2 separate regions of the Homo sapiens genome follow, and region 1 is linked to region 2. Evidence: read pairs that join two places in POLR2A ChIA-PET (ENCODE). Cell type or tissue: endothelial cell of umbilical vein. All regions are shown on one strand. Each heading gives the region's core, and the rest is flanking DNA. Links, peaks and the distances in the headings are about the cores only. Region 1 has its middle 73 kb from the start of AKAP11. Region 2 overlaps ENOX1 (ecto-NOX disulfide-thiol exchanger 1).

Region 1 (15,952 bases), core at 3,777-8,776, 1.2 Mb after region 2:
AATGGCCAATAGGTATATGAAAAAATGCTAAATATTACTAATCATAAGGCAAATGCAAATCAAAACCACAATGAGCTATCACCTTGCATCTGTTGGAATGGCTAGTATTCAAAAGACAAAAGATAACAGATGCTGGTGAGAATGTGGAGAAAAGAGAATCCTTAAACATTGTTGGTGGGAGTGTAAATGAGGACAGCCACTATGAAAAACAATGTGGAGATTCCTTAAGAAACTGAAAATAGAACTACCATATTATCCAGCAATCCCCTTTCTGGGTATATTTCCAAAGGAAATAAAATCATCATGTCAAAGAGTTATCTATACTCCCACGTTCACTGCAGCATTATTCACAATAGCCAAGACATGGAATCAACCTTCATCAATGAATAAATAGATAAAGAAAACATGCTATATACAAAAGTCTAAAAGCGTAGACCTTGAGTTCTGAAAGAAGCTTAGAAGCCTTGGGGAAGGGGGATATTTTTACTTTTCACTTTATTTCCTCCTATGTTGTTTGGGTATTTTTTTTCAATGAGCATATTTTACTATCGTAATAAAAAATATATTTTAAATGTATATACCTCAAAAAAAAGGAAATGTACTATATATACACAACAGAATACTATTCAGTTTTAAGAAAGAAGGAAATCCTGTCATTCACAATAATATGGCTGAACCTAGAGGACATTATGTTAAGTGAAATAAGCCTGGTACAGGAAGACAAATACTATGTGAGTGCACTTACATGTGAAATCTAAAAAGGTTGAACTCATAGAAGTAGAGAGTAGAATGCTAGTTACCAGAGACTGGAGAGGTTGGGGCTAGGGGTAGATGGTGGTCAAAGGATACAACATATAAGCAGACAGGAGGGATAAGTTCAACAGTCTGTTGTACAACATGGATACTATAGTTAACAACAATGTACTGCATTTTTGAAAATTGCTAAGAGTAGATTTTAAGTATTCTCATCACAAAATTAAGTATGTGAGATAATGATTATATTAATTACCTGGTTTGAGCCATTCCACAATGTATACATATTTCAAAACATCATGTTGTGGCCGGGCGCAGTGGCTCACACCTGTAATCTCAACACTTTGGGAGGGCAAGGTGGGCGGATCACCTGAGGTCAGGAGTTCAAGACCAGCCTGGCCAACATGGTGAAAACCCATCTTTACTAAAAATACAAAAAAATTAGCCAGACGTGGTGGCAGGTGCCTATAATAATAACAGCTACTTGGGAGGGTGAGGCAGGAGAATAGCTTGAAGCTGGAAGGCAGAGGTTGCAGTGAGCTGAGATTGCACCACTGCTCCCCAGCCTGGGCAATAAGAGCAAGACTCCGTCAAAAAAAAAAAAAATCTGTGTTCACAATAAATATATACAATTTTTATTTGTCAATTAAAAATAAATAATAATGGAGAAAATGTCACTGAGATCACAGACCCTGTGCCTTCTTTGTCACCACAACTGAACCCTAGGAATGGGAGGGTGGGGAGGATGGATGAAATGGAACTTAACAGGAGGCAATTGATTTTCTGGGGCCTGGATTTATTGCAGTAATTAACAGGGCTGCTGTAAAATAGGTTATTTATCCTACTGCCTAATCAAGAATCTCTAAATAATTTCTTTTTCTCTTCCTAGTGCAAATGTAAATTTTTAAAAATCTTATTTCAAATAATGCACAGTAGCTTTGCTAGTTGTATGAATAAAATTCAACTGGTCCAGTGAAAAAGCCAAACTCAAAATATGTAAGAAAAAAGGGGGATCTTATTTGTTCCCATGATTGGGACAGCAAAGAGGTCAGGCTAGCCTCAGGCACACTGGATCCTGGAATTTCAAAAGCCGTCTTCGGGATGTCAGCTCTTTCTCCCGGTCTTCCAGACTCACCTTACTCTGCGTGCTCCATTCCTGGCAAGCTCACTCCATGTAGTGGCTAAAGGGGCTCCTACAACTCCGGGTCTTGCGATCCTTTACCCTTGTGATCTTGGGTAAATCTGGCCTTAGGGACACCAGCAACTCCCAAAATGTAATCAGGGCAGTGTCTCTCTCTATACCCATGCCTGCCAGTCCCGGTCTTCTCTCTGCGTGTCAGCCTTACTGTCTCTGCTGTGGCGCACACCCCCTATGCAGAGGGAGAAGGGAGCACCAGGTCACAGAGGGTTCCAGTCTTTCTAATCCCCAGCTCAGCAAGTCTTGGGGAGAGAGTGGTAGCCCGCCATCCCAGCGGTCATATCAAATCTCTGGAGAGGACCCTGATTGGTCCGGCTCAGGACTAGACCATCAGGCCAATTACTGTGGCCCTAAGGATAGGATATCATTATTGGCCGGACCTGGATCATGCATCCATTACTGAAGCTGCGGCAAGGGAGGGCCCACCAAATGCAAATGCATTGCTCTCCCCTAGACCCAACGGATTTACATGACTCTTTTTTAAATCACCCAAATTTCTTACAGCTTCACCCCAGTTGCCCTAGTTAAAGTGCAGCTTTCGAGTGCTCAGCAGTCCCCTGTGGCCAATGGCTACCTTATTGGGTGGTATTGTTCTAGACCCTTGGTCAGGGCTCTCCTCTTTTACTCTGGGGAGTGCAAAGCATTTGCTCAAACATGAAGTCATTGTATTAGTTTCCTCTGGGGGCTATAACAAATTACCACAAACTTTGTGGGTTAAAACAACAGAAACCTGCTCTCTTACTGGAGGCCAGAAGTCCAAAATGGGTTTCACTGGGCAGAAACCAAGATATAGGCAGGGCCACATCCACTCAGCAGCTCCTGAGGAAAATCTGTTTCTTTACCTTTTCCAGCTTCTAGAGAACATTGCTTGCCCATGGCCCCTTCCTCTATCTTCAAAGCCAATGTCATGGCATTCTCAAATCTCTCTGTTTCCATTGTCACATTGCCTTCTGCCTTCTGAGTCAGACGTCCCTCTGCTTCCCTCTTATAAGGATGCTTGTGATTACACTCGGGGCCTACCCAGATAATCCAGCACAGTCTCCCCATTTCAGGAGAGTCCCTTTATCCTTATCTGCAAAATCCCTGATATCATTTAAGGTAACATTCAAAGGTCTCAGAGATTAGGACCTGGATATCTTTGGGGACCATAATTCAGCCTACCACAGAGGCGTTGGGGTGGAATGAGCATTCCAAACAGAGGGAACAGCCTGTTATGGCTCAACTGCCGGTTGGAGAAGGCACCCCCTAGAGCTGCAAGGCTACTGAGACTGAAGCATAGAGAGCTCAGAGGGGTGGATGAGATGGGGCCAGAGGACTGAGTGAGAACCCGAGCACTCAGCCAATGCCATGTGAGAGATTTGGGTCGTTTCCTGAAGAGAAATGCAAATCTGTTGGGAAGGGGAAAAGGGATGCATTTGCATTTTTAAAAGGTCACTCTGCAGAGTGAAAAAGAAACAGAAGGAGGAGAGTCATTGAGGATAGAGGAAGACCAGATTAGGCTGCTAATGCAGGCATCTCAGTGAGAGGTTGTGGTGGCTTGAACTACAACGGTGGCAGTGGAAATAGAAGGAGGCAGATATAAGAACTCATTATTGGTAGCACTGATAGGGGTTGGTAATGAATTTGCTTCTGGAGAAAAGTGAAGGAGAAAGCAGTCCAAAGGATAGCTCCTGGGTTCTGGCTTACATACATGATGGGGCATTCAGAAAAACTGGAAGAAAACCAGAAGGGGGCATTGGAAAGAGGATGGACAGCATGAATTTAGTTGGACCTCAACTTTCAGTGCCCTAGAGACATTCAAGTGGAGATGTCTAGCAGGCATACTAGTCTGGAGCTCAGGGATACAACTTAGGAATCATCAGTACAGAGGTAGTCACCAAAGCCCTTGCCTCAGATGTTGATGCTTGGGAGGGAGAAGGAATGAACAGAGCAGGGAGTCTAGGGCCGAGCTTTAAGAAACATCAATTCTTAATGGCTTTGAAAGAAGAATCTTCAAAAGAGACTGAAAAAGAGTAGCCACAAACAGAAGGATGTGACACAAAAGCCAAGAGAAAAATGTGTTTCAAGGAGGAAGTGGCCAATAGGATCAAACAGTGGGAACAGATTAAATCGCATAAGGGCTAAAAACTACACATTGGGTACAAATGTAGCATCTAAGTAATGTTTTTTACAACTTCCTCACTACCACCAAGCACATACACTGCACCCTGTACATATTATGAATTCATGAAGTGCTGACATATCAATCTAGCAATATACACTGCATAATAGGAGGCAGTGCGGTGTAGTCAGAAAAGCATAAGCTTTGAATGCCAGCCCATCCGCTTGTTAACTGGCATGCCTTGAACAAGTCATCTAATACTCTCTGGGACTTGATTTCCTCATCAGCAAAATGGGGATGGTAATAATAGGTTTAGTATGGGTTCAAGAAATTGTGACAATTAGTGACTCTATTCTTCAAGGTGATTTTGGCAAACTGCAGGTTAAATGAGCTGTCCAAGGGCCATCAGGTGCCAAACCAGTGTCTCTTGACTGCCAGTCCAGTGCTCTGATAAGGAAAAAATCTCTCTCGGGATCTCAGAGTTGTTGCTTTTTACCTCTACTGTTCTAATTCTATTGTTCAACAGTCATTCTTGGATACCTGTGATGTGAGAGATCCTGGGTGTGGGACTGGAGATGGGAAGAGGAGTGAGATACAGTTCCTGCCTTCTAGCAGGTCTTGGTCCCATAAAGGAACGGAAAATATAAACAGATAATTATAATATCAAGTCATAAACTCTCGGGTGGAGTCTTCAAGGGCAAACCACAGTGGGAACCCAGTGGAAGGAATGATGAACCCCAGAGCATGGGGGAGGGAAAAGAGAGAAAGTCTTGGTAAGTGAGAACAATACCTCCTGATTTAAGCTATAGCTAGGAACGTGTGATTGCTTTTCTTTTCCTTCCATTAGAATCAAGAACTTCAGATCCAGAAACGACTTTCTAAAATTTTCACACTCCTATATCAAAGATGGTGGAATTGAAGACCAGAGAGGTGAGGTATTTCCTAAGGTCAAGAGTTGGCAAAAAATCCAGGAGTCCCAGCCTCCAGTCTATGGCTCATTAAGCTCAGCTGTGTCTCAGTGAGGACCATAGTCATCCAGCACAGAGGGCTCAACTGACTGCTCAGCTGGGCTGGCCCATCAACTCAGGCAAGAATCACCTGCCCTGATGTCAAAGGCATCAACACCTGGGAGGGATCACTTGGATCACAAGAATCACAGCCTCGAGAAGTTGTTTGGCATTCACTGGCAGATTGTAAGAAATGTATTTCTGTGAGAGATAAACTGTATTTCTATGGTTTTCTTTCCTTCAGTAGCTTATGTATCTGGTTTTAGGAATATGGGGACAAATGGTAGGGTAGGGGAAGGCTAACAGAATCTTCATTAAGACTGGGGATAAAAACAAATTGGCAATAAGGAGAAAAGGATGACATTCTCCTTATAGATCAAAGCAGAAATCATTGTGACAAAATCTCCACATTAAAAAAAAAAAGTCCAGCCACTGTGGAGAGCAGTTGGGAGACTTCTCAAAGAACCAGGAGTTGAGCTACCATTTGACCCAGCAATCTCATTACTGGGTATGTACCCGAATGAAAATAAATTGTTCTGCCAAAAGATACATGTACCCATATCTTCATCATAGTGCTAGTCACAATAGCAACGACATGGAATCAATCAAGGTGCCCATCAACTGCAGAATGGATAAAGAAAATGTAGTACCTGTATACCATAGAATACTAAGCAGCCATAAAAAAGAATGAAATCTTGTCCTTTGCAGCAACATGGCTGCAGCTGGAGGCCATTATCCTAAGCAAACTAACACAGAAACAAAACAAAATACCGCATGTTCTCCCTTATAAGTGTGAGCTAAATATTAGGTACTCATGGACATAACGATGGGAACAGTAGATACTGGAGACTATTAGATGAGGGGAGAGGGAGAAGGGCAAGGGCTGAAAAGCTACCTTTGGGGTATATGCTCACTAGCTGGGTAATGGATTCATTTGTTCTTCAAATCTCAGCATGATGCAATATGTCAATGCAACAAACCTGTACATGTTCCCCCTAATTCTAAAATAAAAGTTGAAAAAAATGGAAATTCAAGGCCCATAATTTCAAGAATATTCAATACAATAAATTTACAAAATAGGTTAGTAAAATGAGACATTAACCTCGTAATTCAAAGCCATTTAAGGAATGACAGAGGGCTAGGGAGGGAAATCTGACTCAAAAAAACCAAAATGAAATGTATCATTGTTACAAGTAGATTAATAGATTGCTGTCGAGTAAATCTCTTGGAAGTTAAATTTTAAAATGAGGTTGATCAGGAATGTCATATACCACACACCATTTGTTTGTGAACAGACATCTGCAACAAAACCTGATGATACTTAAGGAGTTTGTTTCCTGAAAGTTAAACATGTTATCTGCTTTGTAAACCCTGTCTTTATAGATGGTTAAAGTATAAGCTTCTATCAGCTCCTTTCCTAACTGCAAATTCCATGTAGACTCCAAATGAATTTATCTGGAAAGTCCCTTGAATTCTTTGGAATGGAATTAGAACTGTGGGTCATTTTTCCAAGTCATGCCACGGCCACTTTCAATATTTTATAGTGACACTTTCTTAAACAACTTGAACAAGGAGGGACTAGTATAATCAAAGATAGCTAACCAAATAATCAGCAAACAGATTTGTCTGAAGATAGCATTTTTAAAAGTAACTATACTTTTAAGAAAAAGAAATGCGGTAAAGGCCTCATTTATCCAGCATTGTTAAGCAATGAGGTTGTCCATATAAGTGCATTGTCCAGATAGCAGCTGATTTACCCTTTAAACGACAACACTTCAAAATTATCTTGATGGAGATTAAGATGTACTACATGCGTCCTTGCTAGCTTACTTGAACCAATATGTTTTTGCTAAGCCTTTCTTGCAATGACTCAAGATCCCCAAATATTAATATCTATCGTGTTAGCTGTAGTATTATCCAAGAGTTGCCTGGAGTCCCTAGGATTTTAGCTGTAGACCCCACTATCGGGTTTCTTGATTCTTATATGTCCCTTTCCCCTTTTGTCCCTTTTTCTTAAAATTGTCCACAGGTCTTCCTCCAGCAGTCATTTCTCTCTTTTAATTTGATACTCTTAAAAGTGTCTTCTTCCTTTTTATGTTCAATTATGAAAACAACACATGCCCATTCCCTAAGACTGGAAAAATACGGAAAATTTAAGAATATTCACCTACTCATACACAGATATTCCACCTTTGTCTTTTTTAACTCATGAATTTGTTTTAAAATATACTGAGAAAGCAATATCTGCAGTCATAAATAGTGATGTGTATTCTGCTTTTTGTGCTTAAGGTGGTAAACATTTTTTTCTTCAAAAGAAACATCTAAAGGGCAATGTAGTATTCCTACAGAGGAATTTTCTTCACTTAAATAGTTCTCCCTATAACTCGCATGTAAGTAAACTGATTTTTCGATACCACCTTGAAGCAGCATGCACATCTCAAAGTAAATCCATTTCATAAAGCATGAGGGAAAAAATGTAGACTGCATTGATTTTATGGAAAGACAGGGAAGAATTTACTTCATAATTTACAATTGAATAATATCCATCGAAATAAAAATGTACTAAAAGGATCATTGCAACATTGTAAGACAAAGGCTAGAAGCATCTTAATAGCCCATTTTTAAGGGACTGGTTTTATATATCTATGAAATGAGATACTACATTGCCATTTAAAAGAATTATATAGATCTATATTGCAGATATGAAATAATCAGTATGATACGTTAAGATAGGAAAATACAAGGTGTGAAACTATACATATACATGTACACATGTATATGTGTGCAGATATATATATACACACACACAGATTGACACACACACATTTCAGATTCAGAGACAGGAAGGCATACACATACACCCTAGAAACTCAAAGTGATTCTGGAAGGATACACCAGAAACCGAACAGTGACTGCCTCAGCCTGGGGAGGCCTTGGGAGGCTTTGGGTGGGAGTTTCATTTATGATTCACCCTTGGCTATTAATAGAGGGCTGTAACTGTGATTGTCACATCCCCATGTGCACGTATCACCCTCTTTCAACACCAACATGAATTCATTTAATTTTTAAAAGAATAATAACAATAGTAAACCCTTATTGTTTACTCCATGCGAGGCAGTGAGAGCTTGTAACATGTATTCCACTTCATCCTCACAGATTATTTTCTGTGAAGGATACATAGAAATATTATCTCCATTCTATGGATAAAGAAACTAAAAAACAGGCGAGTTAAGTAACTTGCCCAAATTGCACTTCTGTGAAGCAACAGAGCTGAGATTTAAACCTAGGTGGATTGGCCCCAGAGTTTGTTTTTAAAGCTCCAAAACGTACAAGCTACAAGCACAAAACAAAAACAAAAGGCATGAAGTCATTTACAAAGGCAAAATTGACTTTAAAAATGAAAGAATTATTGATTTTAGGAAGGGAAAAAAATCCACACAGGTACTAGGATACTATTTTTCTCTCACATCATCTTTAAAGCTTAAAATTGAAAGCAACAGTATAGTGGTGAGTGACAGCTATACTGGAAAAATAATTATGCTGGGTATTTTTGATGTATATAGACAAAGTAGTTTTTATATAGTTAACACTGTAATAACTGGAAAAACACTCCTCTACTGCAGAAGCCTCCAACAGCATCACCCCAAGGTCCCTTCCCATTTCTATTTCCACACCTCGCCACGGGTGCCACAGCTCTCCCATGGAACTACTCAGGGGACCCTGAGGTCCGGCCCTGACATGTCCCACTCCTGTGCTCTGTTGTGCTAGAACTGTTCTTTCCACCATGCATTCCTGCCAATCACAGTCCTAGATGTCCTTCGAGGTCATGACCAAATTCCTCCTTCCACAAGAACACTCTCCTGGTCATCTACGTCAAAGCTCTTCTCTCCCTCCTCTGGTGCTTCCTTAACAGTCCACTCAATAGAAAGGTAAACACAAATAAAGAATGCAAAGAAAATGAAGATTATGAAAATGCCTATCTACCTCTCCCTCGAAATGTAGGTCCCAGGGGAACAAGAACACTTTCCATTATTTGCCCCACCACCCTCACACTGTCTGGCACAATATTTGAATAACTGTTCAAAAAAGATTACAAGAAATGGAATACAGGGAATGGTGTGAGTTCTTAAGAAACCTGGGGCAGATGGAAGAGCAGGAAGTGCAAGCAGCCACTGCTCTGCTCTGGGACATGAGGCATCTTTGCTCGCTCCAAGGTGTGAGATGAAGATGCCTCTCACACAAGAAGCAGGAGTTTGCTGCCAAAGGAAGTAGGTGTTTTGAAAGAAACAAAAACTGTTGGGTAACATATTTCCTTCCATAGTGGGACCTGCGTGATGCCACCAACCTCCAAAACTCAATGGACCTGGGAGCTCCCAGGGCTACTAGAGAATTGCTAATGGCAAAAGATGAGCTTGTATTCACCTTATCCTCCCAACCCTCACCCCTGGTCTGTGTTGTGTGTGTGTTTAGGGTGGGAAGGTTTGGCACATTATACATCGAAGTTTTATATTAGCAAGAGGGTTTCTTTGTTTTGTTTCATTTTATTTTGTTGGAGAGGGTTTGATCTTGTGGGCTGTGGCTCTGAAGAACATTAAGGATCCAGGGTTAACAGAGTTGATCCACACGTCAACAGCAAGAGAAACTGTCCTTGCTGAATTAAATGGCACCCCTGAAGGAGAGAGAAAAGGAAAGCAGGAGAAAGACCAAAAGGGGAGTCTGGGCACCTGTGCCAGGTAGGTGTCCTGTCCAGAGGAAACACTAGAGGATTCCCCTCTCCCAGAGAAAATGCCTGCACCACAGTCTGGCCTCTGGGTGTGTTCCAACTGGCATAAGGAAGAAGGGACCTTTTGCTGATGGACCAAGCCAGCCCATGGGCCTTTGCAGCGATTACAGGGTAGGACCCAAGAGCCAGTTTGCAGCATTTGAATGCTCAAAGAAGCCAGGCTTCCCCCAAAACTGGGATATGCTTTCATCATTGGGTAGCACTCTAGATGCTCTCTGACAGTTTGGAAAGAAGAAATGGGTGAGGCGTTAGGGTGGAATCTCACTGAGACCTTCCAAAGGAAGAAAATGAAGGAGGTGACTGCAAGGTCAAAGCTGGGTGGCTTGAAGCCCAGAGAAGCATCCTTGGGGAAGGCAGAGGAAAGTACCCCTCAGTGTGAGGCAGCCCTGGAGAGGAAGTGGCCAGGGAAAACACAGCAGTGTAGCCAGAGAGAGGACCCAGGGGTGACAAGCAGGGAGGCAGACCCTGTGCAGAAACCCTGGGTCACCATCCTACAAGGCCACCAGCTCCGCCTAGTGCTTTGTTCATATCTGCGAAGATACACAAAGCTTTTTCTTCCTTGTGTCTCCATCCATTTTACGCTAGCTCTCTTGTAAGTCAGTTGCTTGGTTCTATTTACCTAGCTTTTCCCGTCAAATTATCAATCTATACCTTTAGGAGCTTTATGAATATGAAGAAGAAAAAAAATGCCTTGAGTGGAAACTCAAAAGGGTTACTTGGAAGTCTTCCCACTGAGATATCCTTAACAAACATAGATAATCAACACAAATTGCTGGAATTACTCTACCCGAGTTGTTGGAGTTGTTTAGCATAGACTTGTGTTAGATTATATCAGATGTGTTTCTTTTTGTCTTTAGGAATGAAATGACAAATTCTTCCCAGGTGGCAGCAAGAAAATTAAAAGCCCATCTGCACTCTTGCCTCAAATGGAAAAAAAAGACAAAAAAATCCCATTTCAAATGAATCTCTGCCATAAACTTAAGCACAGCAACAGATGTGAAAAAGTCCTGTGAGACAAAACACAACACACTCAATCCCCAATAAAAATAATCAATACTGGCTAAAGTGCTAAAAAACACAAGTGCTTCCAGAATGCTTCAGGGTATGCCAAGAATCCTACCTGGAGGACAGCTGCTGTTGACAATGCAGCCTGCCAGTGGAAGATTACCTGGAGGAAGTTCTTACATTTCATCTGCAGAACCGTGGGAGAATATGTGAGGACGGCAGGAGGAATGGTACGGCCTGGGGTAGAGAGGAGGAAAAACAGTCAAAATGGACACATGGGAGTATACATCATAATCACTGACAAATGATTCCTGGCGTGCATGAGACCAGAAACTCAGCAGGGTTTTTTGAGGTTTTCTGTTTTTGTCTTATTTTGTTTTGTTTCCTTTGTGAGACAGTGTCTTGCTCAGTCGCCCAGGCTGGAGTGCAGTGGCACGATCTCGGCTCACTGCAACCTCCGTCTCCCAGGTTCAAGCGATTCTCCTGCCTCGGCCTCCCGAGTAGCTGAGATTACAGGTGCCCATCACCACGCCCGGCTACTTTTTGTACTTTTAGTAGAGACAGGGTTTCACCATGTTGGCCAGGCTGGTCTCAAACTCCTGGCCTCAAGTTATCTGCCTGCCTTGGCCTTCCGGAGTGCTGGGATTATAGGCATGAGCCACCACACCCAGCCACATTCACCAGTTTTTAAATGTCCTAATGCCAAGGATTATATGTAATTTGCTGGTATTACTTAATAGAAACACCACCAGATGTATTCTGGAAAGGTGAACTGATGTTCCACGATGGCAGAGAAGCCAAGGCAAATGTAGAAGCCAAGGAAGGGCCAAGAAAAGCAAAAGCCAGTTGCCTTCATGCTGGGCCTGGTTTTGTGTATCGTGACTGTATTGTCATCATCACCGTAGAGCATTCAACAAGGATCTGAAATGGGTCCTAAATGCATCTCCATGATTTGTTGTGTCAACATAGCACACACACCCTGCTACAGCTGACTCTAAATCAAATCCAGTTACAAAAGGTAGATGGTAGTTATCAAGGTGGGTTAAATGAATTTTTACCCATGTGCAAGTCTGCATGGATGCACATACAGAGACACGCTCAGTACCCTATGCCAACCAGAGTTCCATCCCTACAGCACAGGCTCACCCAAACCCTGGCCTTCCCCTCAATGACCTCACCCCCACTCCAGAGCCAGCCCTGGGTGTTACTGCCCATGGGTGTTTCTGACTCTTCCTCTCTCAGAAGTCACCAGAAAATCCTAAGAAGTGGTTGATATGGCTTAAGATCCTCTTTGATAGGGGCTGGGCTAACTCAACAATTGTTATCCACACCCAGTGAGGTGCCTGTGGCCCAAAAGCCTTGTGGTTTCCAGGAAAATGTTTCATAGATGATTCTCCTCAATTTTTAGTCTCTTTAAAAAAAAATCACTACTTTTTTAAATTGACAAAAAGTATATGTGTCTATGGTGTACAACCTGATGTTTTAAAATGTATATACATGTGGATGGCTAGATCAAACTAATTAACTTATGCATCACCTCATGTACTTCTCATTATGATTTTTGTGATAACACCTAAAATCTGCTCTTTCGACAATTTTCAAGTGTACAATACATTGTTATTAACTATAGCTACCATGTTATACAATAGATCTCTTGAACTTCTTAGTCTCTTGATTGGATTTAAATAACTGCCTCTCTGTACGTGCCTGGGCTATAGATGTTACCAAATAAACAGAGAGATTTTGAAGATACATACACATTCTTTAGTGTGATTTTTCTTTTGACAGCTTTGTTCCACATCCAACAATAAGCGGGACATTTAAAATTTCTGGTCTTGATGGCCGAAAATGATAAATCTTGGTTTTTTTCAGTATGATAGAGCTGGTCAAAAATGTTAATTCCTGGAGCATCTTGTAGTGGCAGAAAGTGCCGGAAGGGCTCCCAAAAACATCACAAGAAAGGGGATACATCAAAGAGACATGGGATCCCACTGAAAGAGTTCCCAATGGACAAAGCTGGAACAATCTGATTAACAAAGTAGCACTGGAGTATAACTTGATATTCATGAGTCTATACTGACATAAATAAATGAACATATAAATAAACAAGTGGGGGAGAATAGATAAATCTCTAGACAGAAGAATTCCATCATGTATGTAGCTACTCCCCCTCAGGGAGGTGGAGTACAACTCCCACTCCTTAAGTGCGGGCTATCCACAGTGACTCCCCTCCAAAGAGTAAAGTATGAAAAGGTGGAAAAAAGAATCACTTTACAGTAGAAAAACCTGTCAAGACTACCTCAGCCAGGTCATCAAGGTGAACATCAACTGTGAGTTGCGTTGAGGGTGCCACTGATGCAACGTGATGAGAAGGGCACTTTGCCTCTGTGATCTTTCTTCCAGAAACCCATAACCTCAGTTAAAACATGAGAAAAACATCAAACAATTCAACTAAGGAACATTCTACAAAATACTCTCCAGGACCCTTCAAAACTATCAAAGGTCACTGAAAACAAGGAGAGTCTGAGAAACTGTCTCAGCCAAGAGGAGCCTATGGAGACGTAACAATTAAATGTAACGTGGCATCCTGGATGGAATCTTACAGAAAAAGGACATCAGGTCATAGAGTATTGACTTTGGTTAATCATGAGATTGTGACAAATGCACCTAATGTACATTCATACATTCAGATTTGCAAAAAAATTTTAAAACTAGTACAAAGCATTCCCATATACCTCACACCTAGCTTTCCTTATTAATATCTTACATTAAGATACAGATAATGTACATTTATAATGTGGTACTGAAATATAACTTGGTATTCATGAGTCCATACTGACATAAAAAAATGATCAAATAAATAAACGAGTGGGGGAGATGTACATTATCTGCATTCTAATGTAAGATGTTATTTGTACATCACAAAGTACATTACCTGTATCCTTCATTAGGATTTACATTGTACATTACATTATGATACAGATAACGTATATCGTACAAATGTACATTTTATATTACTTACATTGCACATTTGTACAAATGTATATTATATGTATCCTAATGTAAGATATTAATAAGGAAAACTGGGTATGAGGTATATGGGAACTCTTTGTACTATTTTTACAACTTTTTTGCAAATCTGAAACTATTCTAAAATTTAAAGTTTATTTAAAGAAATTTGGATTCCTGAGTGCCCCATCCCCAGAGGCTGTGCTTCAGTATATCTGATCTAAGACTCGTCAGCTGGTAGGGGAGTAAGCTAACCAGGTGATTCTGTTGCAGGTTGCATCTGCAGTTTTCTAAAAATCTACAATCCAGGATCTATTTGTTTAAATACAAAAGCAACTGGCCATTGAAATGTCTACCTCCTCTACGCTTGAGTGCCAGCAGCTCCAGAGACAAAAATGACTGCCTCCTACTTGCCTGACCCAAGGGTACCATTCCCAGTGCTGGACTACTCCAGAAATGTTGTCATATTATGCCATGGCCGGTCACCAAAGGCCACATTTCCACAGGTTTTGACAACCCCCAAGTACAATCGCATTCACAAAAATAAGCTTTTAAAGCAGTGATGATGTAACAAACAGTCCTGTGGCCTCCAGCTCTGTGAACTAGTGAAGTAAAGAAAATGAAAAGAGAATAAAAGGTAGTGCTTCCAGCAGCCCTCAAACTGAACAGATTAGTGCAGGGAAAAAAGCTACTCATTCACCAGGAAGAGCACGGGCGGGAGGAACCATGCACATCTTCAAGGCTCAATCCAACTGTGCTTGGTTGTGCATGGTCTAATGGTACTCTCCAAAACCCTCCGATATTTATATATGGTCAATTAAAGCATAATAATTTTAGCTAAGGAGATGGTCTTCAATATTAAATAGGAGACTTGTGGAATTATTTAAATAGTTTGGTTGGAGAAGGTAAACCTATATGGCCATTATAAATCTTAACCATATCATTAGAATAGGTTGCTGTCAACTAGTATAGAACAGTTGGATTGTGTCTGTCTTATTTTCTCCATGGGTATTCAATCCCTTGATCCCTTCATTTAGGCGACCTGATTTTTGGCAGGTGTGTTATTCATTTCCTATGAATATGACATTTTCATAGTGAAAAGATGATCAGTTACTCCCAGATAATATCATTTGTCTTAATTTGCAGACTTTCCTGAAGCATCAGGAAAAACGTAACAGATGGGTGGTGTGTGTCTGTGTGTGTGTGTGTGTGTATGTGTGTATTTTCACATGGGCCACCCGTACCGGGGGCCAGACAAATGAGTTCAGCCTGTGTACCAGGCAACAGTCTCCACCAACAATGTTTTCATTACTAATTCTTTCTTGCTCCCAGGATCAAATTGTAACACTCTGTTTTTAACCAAAATACAATGAATTCTCAGCCTAACCAACCTCAGAAGGAGACTTACTGTAATTTCCGACAGGCTAGCACTCTGTCAGAGAGCTCATGAGCAGGTTTGCTTTTGGAAAACAGCCTAGGGTTGGAGATTTTTGGTCTGAAGTAGGGAAACGTAGAAAAAAATTCATTGAAGAAATTTAGCCCAAATCCATGTTGCCAACCTCAAATGATTAGTTTCCATATAGAAAACAAAAATAAAGATGAGGACAAGATAAAGTTTATTCCTCAGACTGCTCTACTGCATGAATCATCCAAACCCAGTAACCAGGATATTTCCGTCCGCAATACCTCAAAACAGACTCAAATGGCATTGAAATAAATTGTGTTTCCCCATTTTTAATGGCACAAAGTTCATTTGAGTTAAGCAAATGACATCATATGGGGGGAAAACTGTAACCTTTAGTTACCTGTAACCATAGCAGACACTCTGAAATATGATATTTGAACTTATAATACCTGTTAAACCACAACAGATTCTGCAAATGTCAGTGTCAGGCTGTTAGGGAAGCAACTGATCAGAATCCCAAATCCTGTCCCAGAATCCCAAGCCAGGATAATTTGTTATGGAAGCAAATTATTCTTGATATTTTAAAAATAATTCTAAGTAGAGTCACTAATTAATCCTCACCTCGTAGCGCTCAGTCCTGATAAATGTAAACACTTGCCTCTTAGCAGGCATGATGAAGGGGACTGCAGGG
Region 2 (15,952 bases), core at 5,894-10,893:
ATATGCATCATATGTATTAGGAATCTGAGGCTCTGAGAGGTTAACTGACTCCGAGTAACACAGTTATCAAGTAGGAGGGTCAGGATTTGTACCTTGCAGCTCAGCTCCGGGGTATACTCTGCCTCTCTATCTGCACAAGTACAGGGAGCTTTGTCGGCTGTGCTTTTGCCTTGGCATTCTTTGCCTGCCAAACCAGGGGTGAGTCTAATCGGTGTCCTACACAGACTACACTCTAGTTAGTGGGGTGATGATAAGAGGTAGGTGCAAAACCCTAAAATATAAAATCTAGGGTAATCACTGTGAAGCAGGAATATTGAGAATTTGCTGAATTATTTTATCAATAAAATAATAATTTGCTAGGTCTGCCTTTTGATTACGCACTGTTCTCTCTCCCACTCCTCCCAGAATTATTGATAGGGAAGCAGAGGAACAAATAAAAGAGAACAGAAATTTTGATTACTGTCTTTTAAATGACTTCTAGATACAAGGAGCAACCACTTTGTGGTTGAGATTCCAACTGAGATTAAGAAAGGAGGCTGCCAGGTGAGTGAGAACACTTTATAGAGGGCCACTGAGATGATCTGAAACTCAGCAGGATTTTCACTAATTAATCCTGGTGACCTTGTTACCTAAGATAAGCATGACACCTGAACAAAGCACATGATGGCTGGCGCCATACAATCTGTGCTTTACAATTACCAATATATTATTTAATATGTCTTATTTTCTAGAAGACTGTCTCCTCATTCCAAAACAAAACCAAAGCCAATAGACAAATGAAAAATTAGGAATTATATTTGCAGTACACATGACAGATGATGGGCTAATTTCTCTGTGAAACAAGGGACTCAATTAGTAAAAAGTAACAACTCAGTGGAAGAAAACAAATAGAGAATATGAATGGGCTATTCAAAGAAAAATATAACAGCCAAGCAAAGATGGCCTCATTAATGATGGCAAAAATTAAAATAAGAGAGTATTTTTCAGTTGTCCATTGGACACAATTTAAACAGTTGATGCTATCTAGTGGTGGTGAGAAATTGTTACTCTGTTGGAAGGAGTGTAGCTTGGAATAATAATTTTTGGAGAAGTTTTAGTTCTATCTATACAAGTTAGAAAGTTATAATTGTAAGAAGACATATTGCGTATTTTTTAATTGTTAAAACTCAGAAGTAACCTAAAAGCATACCAATAGGAATATAGGTATTATAGCATACCTGTTCAATAGTACATAAAATAGCCATTAAAAAGAACAAACCCATCTATGTCAATGATACAGAACAATGTTGCATGAATATTATATATGGTATGAGCACTTTTTAATAAAATAGCAAATGTTTCCATATTTTAGGCCTGTACCAGCAAATACACACGTGTGTAAATATGCAGCTGTATATGCTTGTTTATGTGTGGGCTGCACATGAAACTTTTATGGTTATTATCTCTAGCAAGTGGGACTATGGTTGGAGGGAAGCCAACAGTTCTTGCTTAGTTCATTGAACTACTTGAAAGTTTTAGTTTAATCATACCTTACTTTTAAAGAAAAGGCCTAGAGTATATTAAAGCATTTTACTAAAGGAGTTTGTGTTTTAGTCTTTTCCAAAAGTTACTTAGCCCACCAAAATAGATATTTTTTCCTCGAGGTCCATGCTCTTAGCATGTTATAATTTCTGTTGGAATGAAAGTTGTATTATAAACACATCTTGCTAACCTTCTTCATGATGCTAACTCCCAATATTGTTCTGTATGGCACCTTTCCTACTGTCTTATCTTTTGCAACTGAGTTGATATATTCTCTGCAGTTTGGGGTCTTGTTCTGTTGTTCACAGTTTTGGATAGCTATAACGGGATAATTTATGCATACCTCAATAACAATAAAATAAGCATATTTAAATAAGTATTTCTTTTCAGAAGTCATCTAATCTGCCTGAGAGACAGTAAGACCTAAATCTGCAATTTGGGAATTGGGCTCCATAGACTTAGTTTTAAGTCCCTCTGATTCCCATATTGTTTTCCATGTCATACAGAAAATTAAGGTTGTACATGGAATACTGAATTCCATTGCAGTTTATAAAGTGACAAAGGATAAAAATAGTTCTAACTAAAGAAGATGGCTTAGCACTGAAAAGAAAAAAGTATAAAAACATCAAATAAGTATGCATGTGTTTGGAGGAGCCATTTTTTGTGAAGCATTTTGTGAATAAGCCCCTTGCATATTTGAGGATTCAGCAGGCCATAGGGCTGTCTAACTCTAAATGCTGTTCCCCTGCTTCCTTGTACAGGCACAGCTGAATTCTAGTCAGACTTGCCAGCAGGCCAGATGTGTATGAGTTTGCCAGATTTAGCTGACTGAATATTGCCATGAACTGAGAAAGTCTCTGGTAACATATTTTTACTCTGTTTGTGTCATCCTTTTTGTTATGGAAGCCGAGTGGTTTGCAGAGAAGAGAGGTGAGGAATTGGGAGACTGAGGAAAACAGAAAAACTTTCCTCATATTGTTTTGTCCTCATTAACAGGATGAAGTGTGGCAGGGGATATAAGTAGAGGATTCAGTGACAGAAAATACATACTCTTATCAGAAAGATATTTCAGTCCCAAAGATTATGTTGGCCAGCCTGTAAAAGGAAATCTGCTACTTTATAAAACAAATCCAGTTGCTTTTTATAAAACTCTACTTCTCTTTAGTCTCTGTATCTTTCATTGATTTCTCATCTATAATTCACCATAAGGATCCATTTTCCCTTTACCTGGAAGAGTGAAAAAAAGAAGAAAACAAATGAATCGTCCAGTCTGTTTAATGTTGAAATGTAGAAGTGTCTCCTTGTCACCCAGGCAAAAATAAATGAAAGCCTGCCAGAGCAACTAAGGGAAATAGTGACTAATTCCCAATGATCAGGGTTAGAAATGCTAGACTTTTCCTGAAGCCAACACAAAGCAGACCCATCCTAGAAATATCCTGGCTCCTTCAGAGTGTTCTGCTGGAATCTTAGTCCAACCTGGTAGCCCATCCAGTATTGCTTTGCCTTAAGGAAGTGAACAACCAGCTAATTGTTTTCAAATTAACTGCTGCTTGAATAAGGACACCCAGAGGAATAGTTCAGACTGGAGACTGCAAAATTCTTCCAACCAGTGAAGCCCCATCATTAACACAACAGCTGATGGCCTTTCTGCTGAAAAACTGACAGTAATCAGAAAGGTGCTTATTGGGGAGCAGAAGGGGCAGCTGTTGACTAGCAGCTGGTTCCCTAGTAAAGATGTGTCCTGTTCTTCCCAGTGGTACCAGAATCAGCAGATGCTGCCTTCTGGACAGCTCAGCACCAGGTTGGTTTCCCAGCTCTCAGAATGACCACAGAAGCAGCCTTCCAAGTAGCATGTACTCATGGTGCAGCTCTCATGGATGGGACCCCTCTAAGTCCTCTTGTGATTTCCCTCAGTGGGACACTGGGCCTAGATTTGCTTAAACTTCTTAAGACAGGAGATAGTGTGAGTGTGGGAGAATAGCAGTTGTAGTAAGTAGTACACACCCTATCAGCTATGATCTCCTAACCAACAAATCTTCGTATATCTTTTTTCTCATCATTATTGAGGTTTTTTTTGTACTTACAACCACAAAATGAATTTTTTAAAAATTTAAAACTTCTGTTAGAGACAAGATCTCACTGTGTCACCCAGTCTGAAGGGCAGTGGCATGATCATAGCTCACTGCAACCTCGAATGCCTGGGCTCAAATGATCCTCCTGCCTCAGCCTCCTGAGTAGCTGGAACTATGGGTATGCACCACACAAAATGAATCTCCTGTTTTCAGCTCAACTACTTATACGGTTGGAACCTGGCTGGTGAGGTGGAAGTGGGGTGCTATTTCTAGGCCAGAATGAGGCTCCTGAACCAGCAAGACACTAGGTTCCATTTAGACCAGGAAGATAAGTCAGAGCCACCCTGCTTCTCATTTCTGCCTTTCTTGCCTCTCCCAGGCAGGAGCTCCTCCCTTAGGCACTCATCCCTGTTCCTGTGAGGAGGTTTCTGCTAAAAGAACCATCCTCCCAGTGCCCCTTTCCTGAAATTGTGTCTTGTCCCTGGGTCTTCTGAAACCCCTTTTCTATAAGAAACAGGCTTCCTGATAGCCTCAGACCGCTTTATGGAAACCCCTACCACCTTCTGGCCATACATGAAATCTGCTGCTTCTAGAGAAGATATTTCTTTCTGTACAGTTTTGACTCCCCAAATGGTCTTGGACTTGGACATGGTATCAGAATTCTCCTGACTCTCTATTTTTCTCCCATCTGAAGTAAAAACTTTCCTACCTTAAGATATGCAGTCCAGCCACTGTCTTTCCTGCGTGTTGGGGTGGGACTCTAATGTCCTGACCTACCACTGATCTGCACTGTGAACTCTCTCCTGCTTCGCACTGCACTGTGTGCCTGCACTGGCTTGCCCAGGCTTTTCCTACTGATTGAAGCATGTGTCCTTTTCTTTTTCACTTATTCAAATTCTATGTAGCTCAGGTCTTTTACCCTCTCCCCTAGTCCCTTCCCTGGTAATCCCTGCCAATAGAGGTTTCTTTATAAAAGTTTACTGTAGCCCTTCTTTGGCACGTAGCCATATATGGCACTTGTGACAATCAGCTTTTATATAATTTACATCTTCTAATGTTAGCTAACATTTTAAGTATTGGGTGACTTATGTACCCACTTAGATGGTCAGACTTTTTTTTTTTTTTTGAGAATAGAACCTTCTGGGAACTTTCTTTGATATAATTATCATCAAGCCCAAGCATGATACTCAAGTGTCTAATAGATAATTGTGGAATGAAAGAAATAATTAATCATGAATGAATGTTTCAAGATGTTGAGAAGCCCTGCTTTCTTTTGTTGCTGATTTGCCAGTTATGACCTATCTAAATAAATTTCCTGATGTGACCTCTTAGTTCTCAGCTTCAACTTACTACGAAGTTTGAGAGATCTACAGTAGAGTAATTTGAGCTTATAAGAAAAAAACCTATTTTTAATTAAACAGTATGACTGCAAAGCAAAAGCTGTGGTGGAGTCAAAATAGTGTCAGTATTCACTATCATCTCTGTAAGTGAGGAAATACGTATCCTTAAGGGAAAGCCTAATGTTCTATAATATGAATCTCTGCAAAATGTTTCTTTTGTCTTTTACTACATATTAGAAAAGAGAAATAATTAGTTCTAGAGTTAAAAAAAAAAAAACTGGGCAAGTTAGCCTAGTAACTTCTTTTAGTTGCTTGCTTGTTTTCCTGGAAGCATCAAAGAGAATGGGAGCGATTAAAGATTTAGAAAAAATACAATTATTTACGTCCCATGTTACAGTGAGAGCTCACCATGGGATGCTTTTTGCTATACATTGAACATTCATTGGTATCGAAGTTCTTTTCATTTTAGGAAGCCATCCCCAAAAGACAGCAATTTAAGTAAGGGGAGATTTGAGAAGATTGAGAACTGTTAAATGTGGGAGGAGGTAAGTTATAATGGCCAAACCTTCCTCTACTTTGATTTCTCTGCTCTGTGCTATCTCTAAAAAGCAGTATGTCATCCCTAGCTGCAGTGGGCAGATTCATACATATTTACAACTTGCGAATTATGAATGTGCAACCCAGAGAGTAGCAGTGTTCTTTGTCTTTCTGCTTTTCTCCCTTCACTAATGATTCTAAACTCTTAGCACATCCAGGATTTGGAGACTAGTTTTGTAGCTTGCCATTTCCATTGTACATGAATTGGGTCTTTGTAATTTAAATGGAATTTTATTTTCCAATTTGGAAGCTTCCATGTAGGTAGACTGAGGTTTTCTCCATCCTCTGTCGGGGCTTTGATGTGATGATTTATTAAGGTACTAGGAGAGATATTGATCCTGCTAATAGCTTCTGCCTTGCCACATAATGTTTTACATTTTACTCAGCTCAAAGACCATATTCCCCTTTTCCTCATCTGATTGACCGTAAATGCTTTGGCCTTTCCTCAGCAATTATCTCACTTACCAAAGCAGTGGCTAAAAGTCAAGTATTTATAGACTAATTAGTGAAGTCAACATGTCTAAATAGAGTACTTCACATAATACCAAGAAGTATCGTACAGTACTGTGAAATTAGCAAAGTTTGCTACAAGGCAAAAAAGCAAGGGTTGAGAACACAGATGGTTGAGGACACATATACGGCTGATGCTAGTTGTCTTTGTGTGATTGTTAAGACACAGCTAAGGTGATGTTTTCTGATAGCACTTTTCCTCTGTAGCTTCTCCTTAATCCTAACATCTTTTTACTCATGAAAGCTTTGGGATATTAGCGGGTTTGCAAGTTGTTCCCAATTTTTTTTATAATTTACTATTTTGGGATACCAATAGAAAGGAAGATATCATTTGACACTTGAGCTCTTAGATAGACAGGATAAGAATGCAAGAATCACTTTGTTATTTTTAAAGCTACTTTGTATTTTTAGAATGTCTTTAAAGTATTCTCATCCAAGATATAATTAGTTCAGTTTTGAAAATAAGAAAACATTGCTTAAGAGTTTAAGAGAATATTGGGCTAGGGGTCAAAAAACCTGGTTAGGGCCAGGCACCGTGGCTCACACTTTTAATCCCAGCACTTTGAGAGGCTGAAGCAGATGGATTGCTTGAGCCCAGGAGTTTGAGACCAGACTCCTGAGCAACATGGTGAAACTCCGTCTCTACAAACAATACAAAAATTAGCTGAGTGTGGTGGTGTGCACCTGTGGTCCCAGCTACTCAGAAGGCAGAGGTGGGAGGATCGCTTGTGCCCAGGAGGTCAAGGCTGCAGTGAACCAAGATGGTGCCACTGCACTCTAGCCTGGGTGACAGAGTGAGACCCTGTCTCAAAAATAAAAACAAAACCTGATTGGAGTCCTAGCTTTGAAACCAGTTACTGCATGTTTTTGTACTGGCTACACAAGTCTTCTGGGTACCACTTTTCTCATTTTGGAACTGGAGATACAAAACAATTACAAAAATCAAAGGAGATAATGAATGCCCAAGTACTTTGTAAATTGTATAGCACTATACAGATCTAACTATGTTTTTAAATCACTTGCATTTACATAAAGGGCAGCAAAGGATTCCTTTCAAGGTAACTGTAGGCAGAAATAGGATTTTAGCCCAGACTGCTGTTAAGTGCCTAATGTGGCTCCCTATTTTTGCCATAGTCTTTCCTTCTGATTCAATGTGTACATGGATTCTCATGTATACCTGCCTTTCGCATTCCATATGATTCGGGAGGGATGGAAAATCTCTTTGGAATCTCCAAAGATTATGGAATTTTTTTGGAAGTAACAAGGAATGTCTCCTTATCTAGGATCCACCTGTAATTATTTATGTTTTCCCCAAGTAGCATTAGTGCACTTAGAAAGATACTTTGTGATTTCTCAGCCAGGCGCAGTGGCTCATGCCTGTAATCCCAGCACTTTGGGAGACCAAGGTGTGTGGATCACTTGAACTCAGGTGTTCGAGACCAGCCTGACTAACATGGCAAAATCCCGTCTCTACTAAAAATACAAAAATTAGCTGGGCGTGGTGACAACACACCTGTAACCCCAGCTGCTCGGGAGGCTGAAGCAGGAGAATCGCTTGAACCTGGGAGGCAGAGGCTGCAGTAAGCGGAGATCGCGCAGCTGCACTCCAGCCTGGGCAACAAAAGTGAAACTCCCTCTTTAAAGAGAAAGAAAGAAAGAAAGATACTTTATTCTCACAATACTCTAGGACTAGAATGGAGAACAACAACAGTCAGTTCTCCAACATATCAGCCTTAAGTAAACATCACTGTGTGCCTGATTTATATCATGCTTTTTGTTTGTTCATTATCCTGCACTTCCTTTAATCCCTCTACTTGTCATTATCTGCAGGAACTAACAATTTGCAAAACCAGAAACCAAAGCAAAAGTGAATCGTACAAATGACATCAAAAAGGGATAAGGCAGATATATTTAAGTGAGCCAGTTTTAAAGAAGCGGTGAGTACTTTGACACCAGTAAAACAGGAACTTTTTCTTTGGGCCTTCGTTGTCAGAGCAACCAAGTGTCAAGCCCAGTCTGTCTTATGGGATAGCATTTTTTTTCTCGTTTGTTTTGTTTTGAGAAGTAAAGTAGCAAAATGGTGATGGTCCTACATTCACTATTAACTTTAGTTATTATTTATTGACTGCTCAATGCAAGATTTCCCAATTCAGCACATATGAATTGGTGTTATGACAATAGCTACCTAAACCTACATTAAATAATAGTATTCATGTTGAATTTTGCTGCTGTATTTCGTTTTTGTGTGCCATTCCCAACTTCTGGTGCCTCCTAACACCTGTCTTTAGGTACCGGTGGTGTCTCTAGGTTGCCTCTGACTGCTCAGATTTCCCAACCCCCATCTCCACTCCCCATATTTCCCCATACAGAATATCCCAGGTTCCAAAATTACCTCCTCTTCCTCTTCAATATTATTACAAACTCCCATTTTTTATCATGACTACTTCTATTAGGAAGGAGCAATATCCTTAAATTAATTGGTAATAAGATATCTGTGACCAGTGAAGCTCCTCCCTAATTCTCCTAGGGCTGTATTTTCACTTTAACAGAAAATGATATGCTATTTGCTTGGATAAGCAATCATTTGTTCATTCATTAGCTCAACAAATAACTGATTGCCTAGTCTTACCTTCATGTATTAAGACAGGCAGAGGACTACAAGGTTAGGTAGTTCTTTTTGGGTAGTCAGTCCTGGACCTCAGTTAATGACCCAGGCAAAACCATTCATGTCAGGCTTATTTTGGTCCTACTGTGTATACCCAGGAGTGCCTACCATGTAGGCAGCAGCAATTTCAGAACAAATGAGAGGGGGAAGAACAGTTGCAGAGAGGAGAGGAGAAGCAAGCTGGGACATGGAGATGCAGAGAAATAAAAAGGGAGGAGAATGTATAGCCAGAAGAGCTAAATTATTTAACCAGCAAGGTTTCTTCTGACCCTAAGATTCTGTGTAAATGAGAAAGAAGAAGGGAGGGAATAAGCTAAGGAATGAAAGGGGAATGAGGAGGGTTCTAGGAATATACTAAAAGGCTGCATTGTTTTCTTTTTTTTTTTTTTTTTAGTTAAGAGCCTCTAGGTTAATAAATATCTTATGAAGTACTGTTTATCTCCTAGAGCAGAGGTGAGCCCTTTTCTATGGCTTCTAGGAATTTCAAAAATCAATTGATGGGTGGCCTCCCTGGCATGCTCCTTTCATGACATCAGAGAATGTCTCCCACAATGAAGTTGAAACTGTCAATGAATACTTCGGTGTTTTATTTTCAAGCATTTTTTTTCTTAAGTCAGGGCTCTCAAAGAGGGTTGGTAAGAGATCAGAAACCTCTCAGAGTGACAGGGCGAAAGGTCCCTGCTTCTTCCTGGAGAGGTTGGAGATGACTCAGACATCAGGGTATCAGGTAGAGACCAGGTCAGGCCAGCAGGACATTAAAATACAGAGAAGCTGAGAACGAAACCCAGCTCCTCATAAAACCAGTGTTTTCTAAACTAAAGAAGCAAATGGAAAAAAATTAAGGCCTGCGTAAAGATTATTTAAATCATTTCATTAAGCTTACCACATACCCTTTAAGTCAAAATAACCTCATCTTGTCTGAGGTGGTGTGTGGACACAATTGTGCTGGGCCCATCCTCTCCTGCACTGGCTGAGTGTGCTGTAGAAGAGGAAAGGTGTAAGGAACAGCTAGAACAGCTTTGTGGGCAATTTTGCCATCATGATCGGGTGAAATTTAAATTGATATTAAGATACCAAATGTTCTTTTGCTTTTCAGTCATCGTATTATCAAATGTAATAATCAGTTGTTGCAGCTTATGAAGCCCATGACTATCAGATTTGACTAAATTATAATGTACCTTTTAAGATAAAAGTTTTTGGTGTATAAAAATGTTTTTATCTTAAAAGATAAAAAATGGGTCAGTAGTTTCCTGAAGCAGAAATATTCTGCATAATTTTCATTTTTTTCTCTCTTTATTATTATTTTTTCTTCCAACAACTTTTGAGTCAACAGCACCTCAAAAAGATAATACATCGTGATCAAATTGGTTTCATCCCAGGGATGCAGGGATCATTTAACATATACAAGTCAATAGATGTGATACATCACATAAATAGAATTAAAAAGAAAGGCCACATAATTTTTAGAAAATAAATTATCCCCTGAACTTGATCTAATTGCTCCATTTTGAAGCCTCACCATGGACAAATGTAAACTATGTTCTGTGTTAGGTATGCTATACTTGGAAAAGTATTTGAGAAAGCATATCTTGAAACAGCATCTGTAATTTTTATTTTATTTTAAAAATCCCAGTGAAGTTAAGTTTAGGATTGTGTATCTTTTTAAGAGTTATGCAAAATTACTTAAAAAAAATACTTGTCTCTTGGATATGATAATATTTGAAAGATGTTACTGGGAAAAAGCACAATGACACCAGGGTTTTGCTCTCTAAATATGGGTTACTTATGGTCTAAACTCTTAAACAGTTAAGAAGCAGCATGTTTTGTAATACGAACTCCTTTCCTTAATAACGTAAACTGCTGATCTAAATTGCTATCGTAATGTCACAAAAGGCTCATTGGCTAGAGATGATTGATTCTTTAACTCAATACAAAGTACAACTTCTTTGCTATGTCCACATACCCTGAAGATAAGTCTTAGAAACTTTGTAAGGAGGAGAGTTTTTGTAGTTTTTGAGCACATTATCATGGGAAAATTACTTAACCCCTTTGAGGCACTGTTTTCTCACCTATAAATTGGGCCAGTAATAATTTAACCCTCTCAGAGTTTTTGTGATAGCTGAGGCACTGAGCAGTGCAGTCACATCTTATCTCAAGCAAGGATTGGATATACCTTATCTGCAGTCAAGTAGAAGATGAGAAAGATGTGTAGGCAAAACTATTCTTGACATGTGCCTAATTTCTCATAAAGAACAGCAAATGTGGTTCTCTCCCTACTTATACCATCTCTTGGGAAGTCCTCACAGCCCATTGTCCCTCCAGTATGACACCCAACTGCTGATGGACACTGGAGGAAGACACCGTGTTGAATGAGCAATAGCATATTGTGGGGCTCCAACTGTGTGTAGGATACCCAGCACCATGCCTCACACAGCTCATATTAGTTTACCTTCCCTTTATTAATATTAGTTCACCTTTTCCTGCACCCTAGAGCAGGGGTCCCCAACACCCAGGTCATAAACCAATACCAGTTTGTGGCCTGTTAGGAACAAGGCTGCACAGCAGGAGGTGAGAGGCAGGCGAGTGAGCATTATCACCTGAGCTCCACCTCCTATCAGATCACCGAAGGCATTAGATTCTCATAGAAGCGAGAGCCCTATTGTGAAGTGTGCTTGTGAGGGATCTAGGTTGCACACTCCTTATGAGATTCTGATGCCTTATGATCTGAGGTAGAACAGTTTCATCCCAAAACCATCCCCCTGCTGCCATCTGTGGAAAAATTGTCATCCACAAAACTGGTCCCTGGTGCCAAAAAGATTGGCAGCCGCTGTCTTAGAGCCTTGATACTAGTGTCTCCTGAACCAGTGGGACCTGAATGTGGAATTCAGTACAGCTTTTAAGGCCTTGATCACAGGAGTTCAACTTGAAGTGGATAATTCTGAAACCAGACATGTTGGAACTGGGTTCTTTTAGGATCTACCTCATTTTCATTGGACACTGAGGAGGAGCCATAAGAGCATTAGGCTCAGAGCATATATACATTTGCAAGATACAGAGGAGTATCCTCTAGAATCTACTGATGCAGTTAGTATATTTTAAGTAATGGTAAATTTCAGCAATGTTAAAAATAACATCATCTGAAAAGTCATGCATTTTTGTGCCGTAACTATTTTTACATGAGGTATTGATCATAGTAGAATACAAAACTTCCATTCTTGTGAAGTCAGAAGATGAACTGAAAATATAAATGAAGTTAGAGATGAATTAGTTATTTTACTCGTTTTTTTGTTGAATAGAGGGACTTGTGCTTCCTAATGAGTTATTTTAAAGTACTTTTAGCAGTTGTTATTTTGCTATTCTTGTCTGAGTTTGAATTCTATTGACTAGGTAAAAATGCATTTCTCAGTTGCTGAGTTTTCAGATTTCTGTTTACAAGATAGAGACATTAAAGGTGGGAGTTTTGCTAGAGACTGTTTCATTGATATTTCAGAATAAATTCAATGTGACTGATATTACAGTGGACTGATTGATACACTCTGAGAGAGAAGAACTGTCTCTGTCAACAACAACAGTCTAATTCCATAAATTTTTACTATTTTGTGCCAAAGACTTTCCTACATGGCAAGGATAAAATGTCTTTTGGGAAATTATGCTTAAGACAAACATATGGACAGAAAGTTTCAAAAAGTATAATAAATTCAGTGTTAGAGGGAAACAGAGTTTGTGGGAGGATCAGAAAGGGCTTTACACCAAAAGGAGAGACTCTAGGAAGAGGGTTTTTTTTGGTTGTTTTTTTTAAATTAACCATTTTCAAGTAAACAATTCCATGGAATTTGGGAAGCGCTTTTGCAGAAGGTAATATCTGAACCCAGTTTTGATAGGCTTTTGATTGAAAGAGGAGGAAACAGGTAAGTGGAGGGAGAGACATGGACATTCCATTAGTGATATCTGTCAGCCTGTATTCCTTTCCTGCCAGCCGCACCTTGGGTCGTCCCGTCTTAGCTTATGGAATCCAAGTGGTACATCTGTAGGAATAGGCCACCAGGGCTGGCCATTCAGACCACAGGAATAGCAGACCACAGGGATGGCATGTGGACCCAGCCAGATTAAGGAGACCCAATCCTGAGACATTTGTTGAACTCCCAGAAGAAGTTTCGTTGTGTTTTATAAAACTGAGGTTGCTGCATGATGTAACGTAAATCTGGAAGTCCTGATAGTCATTTTGCCTCCAGTTAAAGATAACCTACTTAAAAATGAAGCCAATGCAGAGGGCAGCAGAATTAAGAGATGGAGAAAGGTCCTCATAGTCTAAGCACCTAGTTCTACCCATACCTGAATGCTTTATCCCTTGAACTTTCCATTAAGTGTGCCAGTACATCCCTGTTTTTACTTCAGCCACATTGAATTTGGTTTCTATTGTGTGGAACTAGAATACTTCTAAGAAAGGTTTCTTTGGAGGGTCAGGGAGAGGGATGTTAGTTGTTTTGCTTTTATGAAATTTTGTTATTTTTGACTTAAAAAGAAACTGTGGCAGTTTCCAAATAACTATGCCTTCTGAAATAGAAACTCCTTTTCTTTTTCTAATGTGTTCAAATAATCAGGAATTTAAGCTTAGTTCTAAAACTATTATTTTAGAGCAGAATTTTATATCACTAACACTCAAAAGAAGAGCCTTTGGCCAAATTCTAGTCATAGAAAGTCATTGTTTTTCTGTGAAAGGTTTATTGTGTTTGCATATACTCTCTAGCCACTCTCTTGGGGAGGACTTGGGTTTCTGGACAGGAATGCCCACAGCAGTGGGGACATCAAACCTGTAAACTAAGTTAGGGCTTGCATCTGTCTTTCCTGATTGCACTGGGGGTCAGAGCTGTCTCCCTTTTGGGGTTCACAGTGCTATATCCCTAGTACCAGAGAGTCCCACTTTCTAGAAGAGCCTCTCAAGAGGTCATGTCTTTTTTAGCCTCAATATTGGGTTTGTAGGCCATCTGAAGATTTGTGGATATATTTAGGCAGAACACGGTTTTATAATATCTGGTCACTATTGTTAACTCAGACTACTCATTTCAAATAGTAAAGTTTCCTGTGCTGTTTGCTGACAAACTACTGAAAATGAAAGTATTCCTTTAGACCTACAACAATAAAACAAACCAAAATTGCCCCTTTATATGTTTTATCTGGTGAGTATGTAGAAAGTTCACTTTCAGATCTTTCTCTTTGATGTCTTTATCAGTTACCTTTTTCTATCAAAGATAACTTTTATCTTCACACATTGTTAATGAATGTTTGTAGAAGTTTGCTTCTCTTATACATGTATCTTGTCATTTATCTGGAAGTACATATTAAGTTAGTGCATTCTTCCACAGGGCTCTCTGTTTGAAACTATTTTATTTCCATACTTTTATCTCTGGCTTGTTTTTATTTAAGGAAACCAAAGCAGATACAGACTTAAGAATGTGAATGTTTCAAAAATTGTGATTGTAGTTGATTATGTTGGAGAAACCTTTCTTCATGGAAACAAAATTCAGAGTTTGCTCAAGAGCCATCTTCCCCAGTTGGTCTGTGAACCTGGGGTGGAACTCTCAGAGATATTAACTGTGATCCAGTTCAGAGGCAAGAGGATGGGCCAGGCCTGACTCTCCTGTGATTTTATGGTTGGCTGGGCCGGCTTAACAAACAATTAGCTTGCATGTATTGTTGAAACAATAATCCTCGATTGGCCCAGAGGGAGGTATTGGCAACTCAAATGGGAAGAAAAGCAGTTTAGTCCTGCCTGCGTTATCCATGTCTGAGATACTTTGCAGAAGGCACTCACTTCCAGAGAATCCAATCTGACAATGAACAGGACTTGGCAAGTCAATCTCAGTGATGTTGTGAGAAGGATAATTTAGATTAAATTGTACTGTTTTGACTATTTTCTGGTTCTGTTTCTTTTTGTTCAAGTCATTGGGATGCATGAGAATGGTTAAGTGAGATGTATGGTGATAGGTGAGAGATCTTACATATTTTAATGATTGGTTTATTTATAAATAATTTGTCATCAAAATTCTGTTTTGATAGTCACAAATAATGAAAAAGCAGAAGCTGGGGGTGTGAGGAGCATATCTCTGCTGTCAAAATCTGCAGAGCTCTGGAAGATATGGATCCTTCAGATGTGGTAAGCAGGGCTCCGACAGTGAGGCGGCAAAGGAGATTTATTTGATTGCAGTCTCAGTGTTTCCCTTTACAGTTAGAGTGACATAGGAACTCCTCCCACCATCCCCAGGCTCCTGTGGGGTCTGGCCCTACTGCTCTGCCCTGTGACCTCTTCTCATGCACGTGCCTGTAGTTGACCAGGCTCCAGGCACACAGCCAAACTGTCCTCCACATCACTGCATGGCATTTGCTCCTGCTGCCTGGGATGCTCTTGATAGGGCTTGGCAGCTCTTTCTCTTCCTTTACTTTTTGGTTTAATGCCAACTCATCTGAGAGGCCTTCCCTAAATCTGCTGAAATCTGCCCCCTCCACAGCCATTCAGTCTCTATCCATGTTTAACCATCTTCATAGCACTTATCACTCTTTGAAAATTTGTTTTAGCTTGTCTGTTTTGTCTCTTCCTACTAGAACACCTGTCTATGAGGGCAGGGACCTTATTCAGCACCGTATTCCTAGCACTTAAATATTATCTGGCACAATATAGAGATTCAATTAACACTGAACGTTTTATCTTTCAAGACTTGTTCGAGTGCTGATTCATTATTTTATGTTTGAAACATAAACAAATAGTTCTATTGCCTCCTGCCATTACAGAGAAAATGCCAACCTATCGAAATGGCACCCCCTCCAACATCCTCCCCTGCACCTATCAGAGGTCTGTGTAGCTCAGATAAGGTGGATCACTTTATTGAATAAAAGAGGAGAGAGGATAGTAGATGCCAACAACTAGACATATACTATTTGCTTGGAGGAGACATCTTCTTCTGAAACATCTTTCTGACATAAATAGCAATCTACTTCCCCCTGGGGAACATGCACACTGTTACACAATGTGGACATTAAGTTTCCAAAATCAACAAGTCCCTGGAAGTTTCTTGCTATTTCTCAGTCCATGACCTTTGGCTTTGCTTTAATGAATTGTGTGTTCCTGCTGCTTGGCAGAAAACAGGGAGAGAGGCAGGATCCTGGGAAGCTCCACACTCCCCACCGACCCCTCACGGTGACTGGGGCCCACAGACCAGGCCTCTGATGGAGGCCATTCCCAGGAGCCCGGT

What was found. Peaks named below come from ENCODE experiments on the same cell type or tissue, not always from the same donor. Only the 100,000 strongest peaks of a DNase experiment are listed, where the experiment ranks them.
Region 1: POLR2A ChIA-PET joins it to region 2 with 6 read pairs; 2 of 35 experiments call an interaction of 5 or more read pairs at or near these places.

Annotation. Positions count from the first base shown.
Region 1 is chr13:42,337,613-42,353,564 of GRCh38, reverse strand. No RefSeq gene overlaps it. Among named protein-coding and RNA genes, the nearest start is that of AKAP11, 73 kb to the right of the region's middle. In endothelial cell of umbilical vein, for the core only: no CTCF peak of the experiment used is centred there; no DNase peak of the experiment used is centred there; H3K27me3 peaks cover 359 bases.
Region 2 is chr13:43,545,492-43,561,443 of GRCh38, reverse strand. All of the region lies in intron 2 of ENOX1 (ecto-NOX disulfide-thiol exchanger 1), which reads left to right. Among named protein-coding and RNA genes, the nearest start is that of ENOX1-AS2, 100 kb to the right of the region's middle. In endothelial cell of umbilical vein, for the core only: no CTCF peak of the experiment used is centred there; a DNase peak (open chromatin) is centred at 7,903; H3K4me3 peaks cover 511 bases.